Linked DNA regions of Mus musculus: region 1 is linked to region 2. A link is a contact called in ENCODE Hi-C or POLR2A ChIA-PET data. All regions are on one chromosome and are shown on one strand. The core of a region is the stretch at or near the end of the contact, and the rest is flanking DNA. Distances in the headings are between cores, read along the strand shown.

The links. Hi-C counts contacts between places; a loop is a spot of excess contacts on that map. ChIA-PET counts read pairs that join two places held with the same protein, here RNA polymerase II (POLR2A).
Region 1: POLR2A ChIA-PET joins it to region 2 with 11 read pairs in embryonic stem cell. The contact joins the promoter of Strip2 here to the enhancer-like site in region 2. A Hi-C loop is called at or near these places in 3 of 37 maps with a recorded cell type or tissue (all heart). POLR2A ChIA-PET finds 5 or more read pairs at or near these places in 4 of 5 experiments (Patski and embryonic stem cell).

Annotation. Positions count from the first base shown.
Region 1 is chr6:29,913,867-29,919,952 of GRCm38, reverse strand. Strip2 (striatin interacting protein 2) reads right to left here and starts at 2,940. Exons shown (of 21, transcript NM_177204.3): 1 at 2,723-2,940. The coding sequence starts at 2,878.
Region 2 is chr6:29,874,358-29,880,845 of GRCm38, reverse strand. Ahcyl2 (S-adenosylhomocysteine hydrolase-like 2) reads right to left here. Exons shown (of 17, transcript NM_001171000.2): 5 at 2,215-2,317; 6 at 203-297. Among named protein-coding and RNA genes, the nearest start is that of Strip2, 39 kb to the left of the region's middle. Within about 2 kb of position 5,110, at least 1 of the 3 ENCODE cell types and tissues checked has a DNase peak (open chromatin) inside an H3K27ac peak, as active enhancers do; it is heart, where a contact is called at or near this core.

The DNA of each region.
Region 1 (6,086 bases), core at 1,691-4,190, 41 kb before region 2:
CCTTTTATTTAAAAATTAGAATCTTAAATATAAACACCCCAGAGTTCAGTCATTCTAGCAAATTATCGTTCAAACTTGAAAGGGGTAATAGTAACCTGAGTTTACAGTTGGCCAAATAGAAATGTATACCATCTAGGAACTTCAGTTGTGGCTTGCATATGAATTGGGGGCAATCTTGTATGTTCACTACATCTGGGCAATTAGTGTCAGAATTGAATTCATTTGTAGGACATTCAGTTGGCATCAGTAACTATTGTTGGAAAATGCTCAGTTTTCTCACCCATAAAATAGGACAATAGTAAGGTTTTCTTCACTGGGTCACTGTAAAGACTAAGAGTTAAGTACAAGAAATGCCCTTATCATGCATATCTATCTATCTATCTATCTATCTATCTATCTATCTATCTATCTATCTATCTATCTATATCTTGATTTGTGCCAATTGTAATTCTCTTCTAGCAAAATTTTCAGGAGTTCTAGGAAAAGAAAACTATTTTCCCTAAGGATTTTCTTTACTGGAAAACAAAGAGGGAAGGAAAAGCAGATTTGGGCACTGCAAAGATGACAGGGGACGTACTAACAGTCATACCCTTTGCCTTAGAAGGTGGAAGTAACACTAATTTTTCCAGCAAGGCTTTTGGAGGCAATGAGCCCAGACAGAGATGATTACTGCAGTTGTTCATTTCCAAGCATGAAGAATGCAGCTGCGGAAAGTCAGGAGGTGAAACTCCGGGGAGCCACACTGAGCTCACTGGCAAAAGCAACACACTACGAGAGCCTTTTTCCTGCAGGGGACTGAGACAGGTGGGGATTGTGCCATGCCTCTACTTCAGAAGGAAGACCCAGCCTATCACTCTGGGGTCATTTATTTGCATATTGTGTCTCCCCACCTTTCCTGGAATGCTTGCTCTAGAAGGGCAAAGACCCTTCTGCCTTATTCACTGATATATCATTAACATCTTGTAACTTCATTGCTAGCCCCTCAAAATATTTGATCAAGAACAATGTTTCACTTCCTCCGTTTTGAGCTGTCCTCCAACATGGCCTCACCACCACAATAGTCCTCTGAAACCATGAGCCAAGATTAAACTTTTCCTTCATCGAAAAACACACCAATGTCTCTCTTGAGGAAGGAGGTATAAGGCACTTTTAAAAGAAAATCCCTACAAAGAAACCCTGTCTGTACAAGATGGTGACTTTGGGGGCAGTTTCCCCTGCTCCATTTACCTTTTAGGAACTAGGAGACGGGGGTGAGAGCTTAATGGCAGTGTATATGCTAGTGTTGGTCTCTGTACAACAAATAACCAAATAGACAGATTGATCACTTTGGAAACTGTGAAATACTATTTAAATGAATCACCACAGACTAGGACTCCCTCTGCCCCTTAACGAGAATGATGACAGTTATAAGTACTGACCAATTAATTATATGAACTGTTTAAAAGGCTTTGTGTTCGATTATCTCAACCTTCTGAGTTATTCAGTGGTAACTGTTTTACAAAAGAAACTAGGTTAGTTAATTTGCCTAAAGCCACACAGATAATAAATGGAGGTACTGAAACAGACAGACAGACAATTGGCCAGACAGACACTGAAACTTGGTGGTTTTGGCCATTCACTGTCAGCCAAGTGTCTGATCTCAGGAGAGTTGGTTTTATCTCTTTTACCTTTTGTCTCTAGATGACCAGACCCCTTTTCTGCTGCTGGGGATCAATTTAGAGTCTTGTGTAAGCTACACAAGCACTCCATCACTGAGCCACATCCCCCCAACTCCGTGGCTTCTACGTAGTAAAATGAAAGGTTAGGCTCACTGTGGTAGCATATTTTGTAATCCTAACACCTGAAAAACAGAGGCAGGAGGATCAAAGCTCTCCTCAGTTACACAGTGAGTTCAAGCCCAGCCAGGGCAAGTTGTCAATAGACGTTGCCATGGGCTGTCTCAAATAATTAAATCCAGATGAAATCGAATCAAATAAAGGCTAAACCAGATGACCTTCACATCCCCTTCCACATACATTTCGTTCCCCCTGAGTCCCTGCTTGTATGCAGTTTTGCTCTTGGTTGATAGATGGAATATGGCTAGATAAAATGTAGGGGAATAATAATAATTCATTCCTTTCCATGTCCCAAGTTAGTTTTTTTTGGTTTTGGTTTTGTTTTTTTCCTAAGAAAAGGTGGAAGATATTTAAATAGCCATCCCATTAGCTGCATCCTGGGACTGCTACTCTCAAACGTCGCCCTGGTCCTATCCCAGCTTGAATCCTGTCTTTCAACCCTCCTAGAAAAGGGGCGAGCTGTTCGCGGAAGGCGCTCCCTAAGCCACCGCCATCACCCGAGGGCAGGAGATATAGCAAGGGGAAGGCTGGTGCTCCAGGCTGGTCTGGTCCAGTCCAGTGCCAGTTGCTGCAGTGTGAAGAGGGAGGGCGTGCTGCCCGCCAGCCCACCCTCCCCTCCCGCGGCAGAGCTCGGGCTCCCGCCCCTCCGTCCAGTCCCTGCACCTCTATGCGCTGGTTCCCCATCGGTACACCGGGATCCAAATTCCGGCTTCACCGGGCGGCAGCTGTCAAGTATCTGGAAAGTATCTGTTACGCTCTTCGCGCCGGTTAGGAAAACCGCAGGCCAAGGCAAGAAAGCGGGCGACCCGCAGCGGGAAGGGACCGGGCTGAGGGCCGCTCCACCTCAGCCGCCGCTTCCCGCTGGCGGATACCTCCGGGTTCCTCACCTCCGACTCCCGCCGCTGGTTGCGGAACGTTTCCCTGCCCTTGGGCACGGCCGGCTTCCCTTTGCCGCCGTTGCCGTTCCCGTTCCCATTGCCGTTCCCGTTGCCGTTGTCATTAGCAGGAGAGCCGGCGGGCCCCGGTGCCGCGGGGTCGTCCATGCTGGGAAGGTTCCCTTCAGCGGTTCGCCTCAGCGGCTCCCTACCGTAGCTCCAAGATCTCTGCCCAGGGCGACCCCGCCACAGCGCGCGCCCGGGACCAGGCCCCGCCCCCTGAACTCCGATTGGCTGTAACTACTCTCCGAGGCCCCGCCCCGAGATGCGATTGGCTAATCAGCCATCCAGAGGCGGGGGCTCTTTCAAGGAATATTTTCCCCATGGACCCCCGGCATTTTTACTGCTCAGTTGCTGGTAGCCTGGGACTAGTAGACTCCACGTCCAGCTCCACGATTCGAATTCTGAACCCTGAGCGCAAGGCGGCTTAGCTCCGTGCTGCATGCTCTTTTCAGTGCTGTTCCTGTCCCACATAGCAGCCTTTTCCTGAGAGCCCTAGTCCATCCCTGGTCCAAAGTGCCTACGTTTCGGCGGTACTAGACCCGGACCCCCTCATCCAGGCTGCTGCACGCCTGTGACATCCCGCTTTGTCGCAGAAAGGGCTTGGCCTTCAGGATAACCTGAGCCACCACACCATAAACTTACCCTCTCAGGAAGCTTTCGGAAGAGAACTCTTGGAGGAGAGAATGAGAGTTGCGGGGAGGGACCTAACTGAAATCCCTGAGGGCTGCTCCCTGTCATTTGTCCCTAGCTGTGTGGGCGCCTTCTTTTTGGTGCGAATAGATGGCAAGCTCCCACCCTCACCCGCTGCTCTTTCCTTCCCATTTCTAAAACAATCCTAATCTAAGTCTAAGATGTTGAGTTCGATCCCCGGGTCCTCACTTGGTGGAAGGAGAGAATGAACAGCCAAAAGTTGTCCTTTGACACCAGACCTCCACACATGCTCCTGGTGTCCTCCCCGATTCCCATATACAAACAAATAAATATTTAAATTGAAAAGAAAAAAAAATCCTACGCCCTAAGAGCTAAAAGTAACCAGAAGGTAACCGGGTAGTTGAAGGCTGTGGATTCGGCTCTCTCCCGAATACAATTTAAATATATTGGCAGGTCTGGCTTGACAATGGATGAAGGGAATGGGAGGGACCAAATCGCTATGGTAACCCATGACTTTAAGACAGTGAAAGGATCATTGAGTTGGGACTGTGCCAAGCGTTGTATGTGTTTTCTTGGTACCACACCTCTTCCGGACAGGTTATTTTTTACGAATCCAGTTTTTATTGATGAGGAAATTCTGAAGCACAGAGAACACCCAAGGATTACATTAAGTCTTGTCTCAGTGTGGTAAGTATGCTGCTCTATAGAAGAAACTTCCGTTCACTTGGTTTACTTCAGTCTTGGCGTTTCAATTGCTGTGATAAAAATCCATGACCAAAAGTAACTTGGGTAAGAGAGGGTTTGTTTCATCTGATAGCCTACAGCTCATTACCTAGGGAAGCAGGAACTGTGCTTTCTGGCTTGTCCCTCCTCGCTTTTTAATACAACTGCTTACAGTGAGCCAGGCCCTTCCACATCAACCATCAGCCAAGAAAATGCCCCATAAACTTGCGCACACACAGGTCAGACTGCTGGGGTGTTTTTCCTCAATGGAAATTCCCTCTTCCAAAATGACTCTTTCTGGTGTCAGGTTTGCACAAAACCAGCCAGCACAGCTACTGATCTTTAAGATGACTCCTACTTCTCTACATTTTTTTTTTTTTTTGATCCTCCTAACTGTATTAGGTATGTTGCTATCAAACCAACTTTGCTGGGATCCCAAATTCTAGTACTGTATTCTTCTCAACCAATGGAATTATTTCTCCTTTTCTTAGGAATAATTCCATTCTTTTTTAGACATGGTTTCACATTGTAGCTCAGAATAGCCTAGAACTATGTAGCCTAGCCATGGTAACCCTCCTTCATCCTCCTGAGTACTGGAACTACAGACATGAGACTTTGTACAGATCTTAACCCCATTTCTTTAAAAAAATATATTATTTATGCATATGAGTCTTTTGTCTGTGCAGCAAATGCTTCCTGGTGCCCATGGAGGCTAGAAGAGGGAAGATGTCCTGGGACTCGAGTTACAGATGGTTGGGAGCCACCATCTCAGCTCCTCTGCAAGAGCAATTTGTGGTTTTAATGACTGAGCCATTTCCCCAGGCCCTCAACTTTTTTCTTCTTTACCTTTCTGCTAGTTGGCAGGTGATAGGGGGAAGGAGGACATCAACCAAGACCATATTCTTTGGAGATTTCTGGGTACTTTTCATGGTCCCCAACATTTCACCAGTCTTCCAGTCCCACTCCTACGCCACTGTGGATGTAAGCTTCTTCGTAGGGTCAAGCTTCATTGTGATTTTTTTTCCCTAGAGCTGAGGACTGAACCCAGGGCCTTGAGCTTGCTAGGCAAGCGCTCTACCACTGAGCTTAATCCCCAACCCCCGTTGTGGTTTTTTGTTGTTGTTGTTGTTTATTTTTTGAGTCACAGTCTCATGTAGCTCAGGCTGGCTTAAACCATGGTTTAAGTGAAGATGACCTTGAACTCCTGATCTTCCTGTCTCCAAAGTTCTGGGGTTACAGGTGTGCACCACTAAGCCTGGTTCTTCATTGGTTTTGCATACCACATTTCTGTATGTTTAACACAGGGGGTCACAATCTATGGTGTATTAACATTTTGGACAGAAAAATTAAGGCAGAGTGTCCATATGTTTTAAGCTGTTCAGTAGAGCTTTTGGCTGTCCCCAACAGATGCCAGCAGCATTTTCCCTTTAGTTATGACAACCAAAAATGCCTTTAAACATTGCAATATATCCCCTGGAGAGCAAAAATCTCCTGTTGCAATATCTTGGCTTTGTAAATAAACTCATGTGAATTTATTTCCAAGAAAGTCTTTGGCTCAAGGCACAAACTACTTGATTTTGGAATTTTTCAGGGTATAATTTGTTAAAACTCTTAAAAATGTACAATCTACATTAAAATCCACAATCCATGCTTAGGTTATGCCTGCTTCAGTGCGACACCCTTGCCATAGCAAAGCCCATTGGGTTTCTTACTAAAGAGTTCTTTGTCTAGCTCTCTGTTCTTTGTGTACCTGTTGTCTTAAGCAGTCAATTGCCACTTAGGATTGACAGTCCCAGAAATGATTTTCCTGTGATCCCAGCTGGTCAGGAACATCCTCACAGGGTCTCCTTTTGAGGCTTTCTTCCTTTTCCTGTTTATCCCTAGGGCAAAGACTGATGTGTTTGGAGTGGCACTGAGGAGGTCTTCTCCCGTTGGCTTC
Region 2 (6,488 bases), core at 3,861-6,360:
CACACTGAGCTAAGTAAGATTCTTTGCTGTTATAAAGTTCAGTATCTAGAGGTATCCTAAGAAGACTCCCTGAACTTTGCTGGATACCCGTGTACACTGGACAGGGATGGATCCACTTTCCTTTCTTTTCTTGGGAAAGCCCGACCCCGTCTTTCCCATCATCAGCTCTCTCCTCATGAACTGCATTCAGACTCTGACCCACCATGTTTGGCTGCCAGCCCTCCACATTCACGCATCTGTCAATGCACCACCAAAAGTCATCTTCTGATTCTCCTTTCCAGGCAAAGACGGGAAACCCTAAGAATAATCAAAAGAACAGAGGAAAACTGTTACATGCTATAAAAGGGACAATTCTAAATGATTTCCTTTTGCTCTAGTCTTTGGATTAACTTCTTTCACTGGTTAATATTGCCTTCAAGTCCCCTTATCCATACATTTTCCTGTAGGGCTATTCTGCTCTTCTTGGCTCAAAGGACAAGCAGCAAGAATGTAAGAGTTGCTAAAAATAGGACTATTGGAGGGAAAAGAGGAAACCAGAAATACGTTCTTGGTCCATTCAAGCTGGCAGTCTCATCATCTCCCAAGCCCACTTGTTTTCCTTCTATCAGGATCTCCACATGCTTCACAGGGAAACTCTGACCTACTGAAGTGCCTGCTCCACATCACAGCCTAGTCAAATGTCATGTACACTCTGCAGGCTGCTTAACTGAGCTGGGTGAGAACCAAATGAATCTCAAGTTTCTAATCTATCGGTTTAGATTTATGTATTACTGAACATAGGTTTATCTATTTTTGTAGTGTTGGGGAATGAAGTTGAATTCACAGAGTACACTAAACCAGTGCTCTATCACTGAACTTCATCCCTAGCCCAACTTATTCATTCATTCACTCATTCATTCATTCACTCATTATTTATTCATGCAGGTAGTTTTGAGACCTCTTACCATGGATTCCAGGCCATCCTCAAACTTGTGGCCATTCTCATGTCTCAGCCTTCTGAGGGCTGTGTTGGCAGGTGTGAGCCATGTCTGGGATTGCAGGTGTGAGCCATGGCTGTGATAGCAGGTGTGAGCCATGGCTGTGATAACAGGTGTGAGCCATGGCTGTGATGGCAGGTGTGAGCCATGGCTGTGATGACAGGTGTGAGCCATGGCTGTGATGACAGGTGTGAGCCATGGCTGTGATGCCAGGTATGAGCCATGGCTGTGATGCCAGGTGTGAGCCATGATCTCCAATTTTCTTTTTGAAAATTTTTATTTTGAGACAAGATCTACTACATTCTCCAAGCAAGTCCTGAACTATGGTACTTTGGTCTCAACCTTCCTACAAAGCTGGGATGACAGAGATGTCACTGTGCCTGGCCTCAAATATGGGTTTAGCAGATATGACATTTTATCAAACCAGTCTTTTAATTATCATTTATGTAAGTATATAACCTTTTCTATCACAATATAAGGTTGTGAGAGCAAAGATACTTTTAATTGTCAATAGTCATGTGCTAGGAAAAAAAGACAAAGAAATACATGCCTGCTTACAATTCACTGGATATATACTTAATATTTTTATAATTTTCTATCATATATAAGGAGTAAATTTTTATAAATTAATTCAAGAACTAATGAAATATCAAGAGTACTAGTCACAGGAGAGAGATGTGTGTTCTGTAGGCTTTTCCTGGTATCTCCCAAGATCTCAGAAGTAGTTTTGGTACCAAACTGTGTATTACACAGAGGGAAAAGAGAAAGCTGACAGAATCCAAATTTTTCTTTCTTTTTGTCCTTCAAGCATTAGTGGACACTTTAATCAATTAATCTGCCAGGCCAAGTCTTTTTTACTGCTGAAGCAGACAAACTAAACATTAAAGCAGGGCAAGCCATTTACTGGAAAACCTGCAGGAACTGGAAAACCCTGCACAAACTATGGCTCCGGTGTTCCATATTACCGTGAGTGGTGAGTAGTGTTCACTGGTGGTCTCTTTGTGAATGGAAGCAGTGTGACTAGAACATGAGACACGGGCAGCTATTTGCCAACTGTAAAGACCAGTTAACTAAATCATGTTTGAGTAAAGAAGTCCTCCAAGAGAACAAATCAACAGGATCCATTGCTTCAAAGGCAGCTGCCTTACAGCCAATCTTCCTTAAAGATTTGCGTTGAAACACTGGAACTTCTTGAAGACTTATCTAAGATAAAGACAGAACAGAGCCCAACTCTTACCACTTTCTGCGAGAGCAGCAGCCACTTCATTGAGGGTGGAGTAGATGTTGCAGGCAGCCCATCGGCACTGTGCCCCCAGAGCACCCAGTGTCTCCATAAGCACCTGTGTTAAAGAGTGGGGAGACAACCAAGCCTGCATCACACACCTGCTTAAGACTTAGTTTATCTTCTGTTAAAGACAGGGTCTCACGTAGCTGGGCACTCTTGCTCCACCTCCTTTCACTTCTCCAGCATTGCAATTACAGCCATGCACACCACTCCTGTCTGTGCTTCTGTCTCTATACATCTTGATACAACACATCAAGAGTAAACTAGGCCAAGTATTTCAAGTTGTATTTTATAGAACAGCTTCAGTATTTTCAACACAGGGCAGAGAAGTAGGCTCCAGTAAGCTGACTCTATACTTTCCCCAGTTAAGAGTAATTACGAATTTCAGAGAAAAAAATTTTGTATCAAAATACAGACATACAGTTTTGGATCTCTTTCCGATACATAAAGTACGACAGTTCCAACGTGAAAAGATTACATAATGCTGGGGATGCAGAGTGTTTGCCTTGTATACAGGAAGCCCTGGATTAGATTCCCAGCACCTAATCAAACCAGGCATAGTGGCACAGGCCTAGAATCCAGCACTGGCTAAGTGGAGGGAAGAGAACCAGATGGTCAAAGTCATCTTTCAAAGTTTGAGGTCAATTTGGAGTACAAGCCCTGATGTAGACTGGGACTGTTTCATTCTTGGCAAAGCATGGAAGGAAATGGTAGTTGCATATATAAGGGTAAGAAAAATTTGCGAAAATTTAAACTGAAGGCCAAATGTAGAAAGGAAGTGTGTAATTTGGAATTCTGCATTGCTCCTACTAGACACAAGCTTTCATACTCACAGGCAAGGAAGGTCCCTTCCAAGAGCACCTGCCGAGTACTCACAAGAAAAGCTAGAGTCAAGGGGCTGACTGCCAATACACTAGTCTCTCTCACAGAAAGCAAAAGCCTTAAGTAACAGAAGTTTAGCAATCATGTCTGCATTAAGAGCCATGCAAAAACTCTTCATGGGGGACAGGAAAGCAAAACTGGAAGATTCACAGGGACTGTCCAGAGCTCAGGGTAGGTCACTATTTATAATACTATAAAAGATCCATTACTTCTCTCTTTTTCCACAAAAGACAAGAAAGTATCTTCTGCTAGACTTACCAACTAAAAGAAAAAAATTGGCAGCTATAGAAAGCAACAGAGACACTAGGAAAGCCCTCCCCTCACAGATGCCTGCTTAATACTAAGCAGTCAATACTGACTGGATCAGAAGATTCAAGACCCTCACTTACCCTCACCAAGAAGGCGAGCCCTACCACAAAACAACAGTCAATGGCTTCAGGTAAGGCAGGCCCCTCTGTGGCATACTGGTGTTCAAGTAGCTGAAAGCTGAGGGCAAAGTAGAAAACACCAGGGAAATAACCTATAATCAATCAGTCTGAGTAACCTATCATCTTCAGTCCACTGCTGAAGAAACCTGAAGCCTATAGTGCTCAACCCAGCTGAAATTCCAGGCAGTTCACGACTCTGATGGAAATGAAAAACTCATCAAAGCTTTTTAAGATGTGAAAACAAAAGCTAGAAGTTCATTTGCTTAGCATCTTGAAGCGCTGGATTTGACCTTCAGCGCTCAGTAAATTAGGTGTGGTGGCACGTGCCTGTAATCCCAGCACTCAGAGGAACCCAACTAGAAATCCAAGGTCATCCCTAGCTACATGGAGATTTCCAATTCAAGGGAAGCTTGGATTAAGTGAGGCTGTCTCCAAGAAAGCAAAACAAAAGCTATGATTAATAACATGTTTATGTTAATAAAAAGATAACAATATTCACAAACAGGGAAGTTAACAGAGATAGAAACTATAAAAACAAGTGAAATACAATGCCAGAAACAAACAGACAAAAAAAAAAAAAAAAAAAAAAAAAAAAAGATCACAACATAATGAAAAGCCATGTAAGGTTCTAAGAATCCTTAGTCTTTCTAGACTGGGCACTTTCAAGGACAGTTAGTCACCTTAAAGACAGCAGAAGAGAAATTACAAACTAAAACACAAAGAGCAAAGGAGAGTAGGGAAACAAAACCAAACAAACTGAACAGACCAGCCACGATGAATGGGATATTATCAAATGATCTGACACATGTCACTGAAGTTCCCAAAAGTAAAGACAGAGAGAACAGAGCAAAGCAAATCCATTTAGAGTTAGTGAGCAGTCACTTTCCAAAATTAACAAAAGAGGATCCAGGAACAAGAGCTGAATAGTGCCAAGGTCCACTGAAAGTAGCCCCTGTGAGTTCCTTCAAAAAGGTCTTATTCCAAGGCGTGTATGGGAAGAGTGGATAGGAGTAGATCATGATGTACCAGAAACAAGGAAAAATACTTGAGGAATGAAAAGAAAGGCCAAATGACAAAGACAAAGGCTGGGACGAGACTCAGTCAGGAAAGTGCTGGCTTGCAAGCATGAGGACCCAAGTTTAATCTCCAAGATCTTCATGTAAAACAAAATTAAGGGGGAAAGGCTGATGACAGCAGACTGCTGAAGCTTGTTGCCTGCTTGGAGAGCACCAGGCTAGTGAAGAGACCCCATTTCAAACAAAGTGGATGACTATTAGGGAAAAGGACAGCTGATTTTATTCTCTGACTGTATACACAGGCACAAATGAACACACAGACACACACAACACACACACAAATTTTAAAGTGGGCTGGAGGGGTATCTCAGCAGGTAAAGTGCAAGGAGGGCCTGAGTACGGATGCCCAGCACACATGTAGAAAGCTGGCACAGTGGACCGTGCCTGTAATCCCAATGGTGTGTGCCTGGATTCCAGCACCGGGAGGTGGTGACGGGAGGGCCCTGAGGCTTGCTGGCCAGATAGACAGCTATTCGAGCCAAATCAGTGAGCTCTAGATTCAGCTGGAGTATGCCTAAAAAAATAAGATGGAATGTGACTGAGGGAGACAACTGAGGTTGACTTCTAGCCTCCACATGCATACACACATATATGAACACAAACAGAAACCCTCTCCCTGCCCCACATACATGGGGGCAAGGAGAGAAAGAGAGAAAGAAACAATTTTTAAAAATAAGCCATAGAAACCACATTTGGGGCATCTTTTGGACAAACTGAGGATAAAATAAGCATTAAAATATTGAAAATAGTAGATTATAACTCATTAAGTAAGAACAGGAAACAATGGGTTGGGCACGGAAAAAATGCTGAAGGAATGTCGTTAACTCAAGTATAACTTTCGACCTTAATGAGACTAAGAACCTGCATTCAAAAATGTTCAAGTGTGGTGTCGCGTATACTTATAATCTTGCTCTCAGGAGGCAGGAAGAAGTTTAGTTTAAGGATAGCTTGGGATACACAGACAATTCCAAGCTACTTTGGGTTACATACATAGTGAGACCATCTAGAAAAATTAAAAACAAGGTACCACCAAGATGGCTCAAAAGGTAAATTCCTTGGCTGCTAAGCCTGAAGAGGGTTTTGGATACCCTGAAACTGGAGTTATAGGCCATTGTGAGCCCTCCAGCATGTGCTGAAAAACAAACTCTGGTCTTCTGCAAGAGTAGCAAGCACTCTTAACTGCTGAGCCTTGTCTCTCCAGTTCCTTGACTTAAATTTATTATAATTTAGTAGCAACAGCAATGAAATTAGGTTAGAAGACCCAACTAAGAAATGATTAACTACATACTAGAGGGGACATAGGAGACTCCTCCCTTTTTCCTCCTTGTTTCTTTTGGGAGGGGCTGGGTCTTATGTAACCCAATAGCCCAGGCTGGGCACAAGCTAGTTCACTAGGTAGTGGAGAATGACCCCGAACTTGTAATATTCTTGCCAGCCTTTCTAGAGCTGGGACCACAGGAACGCACCACCATGTTGGGTTTAATGGTGGTGGGGATCAAACTCACGGCTTTGTGGTGCTAGGCAAGCACTCAGTTAACTAAGCTACATCTCTAGCCCTCAGCCTTTATATTTCTATATTATATAGAGGTAATATTAGATTATTATATAATTAATGCAAACATAGTTAGAAAAATTACAGAGATTAAAAAAAATTAGGATAGAAATAATAAAATGATATTAAATTGGTAAATTAATAATAATTCATTCATTCAGGAAAATAGTCTGAGATAAAAACAAACTAGATATAACTTAGCAACATGATCCAGTACGTAGAGGACTTCCTATTTTAAGCTATCACACTGAATTCTCATGTGAGAAGCGTAGGAAAGATTTTAAGCAT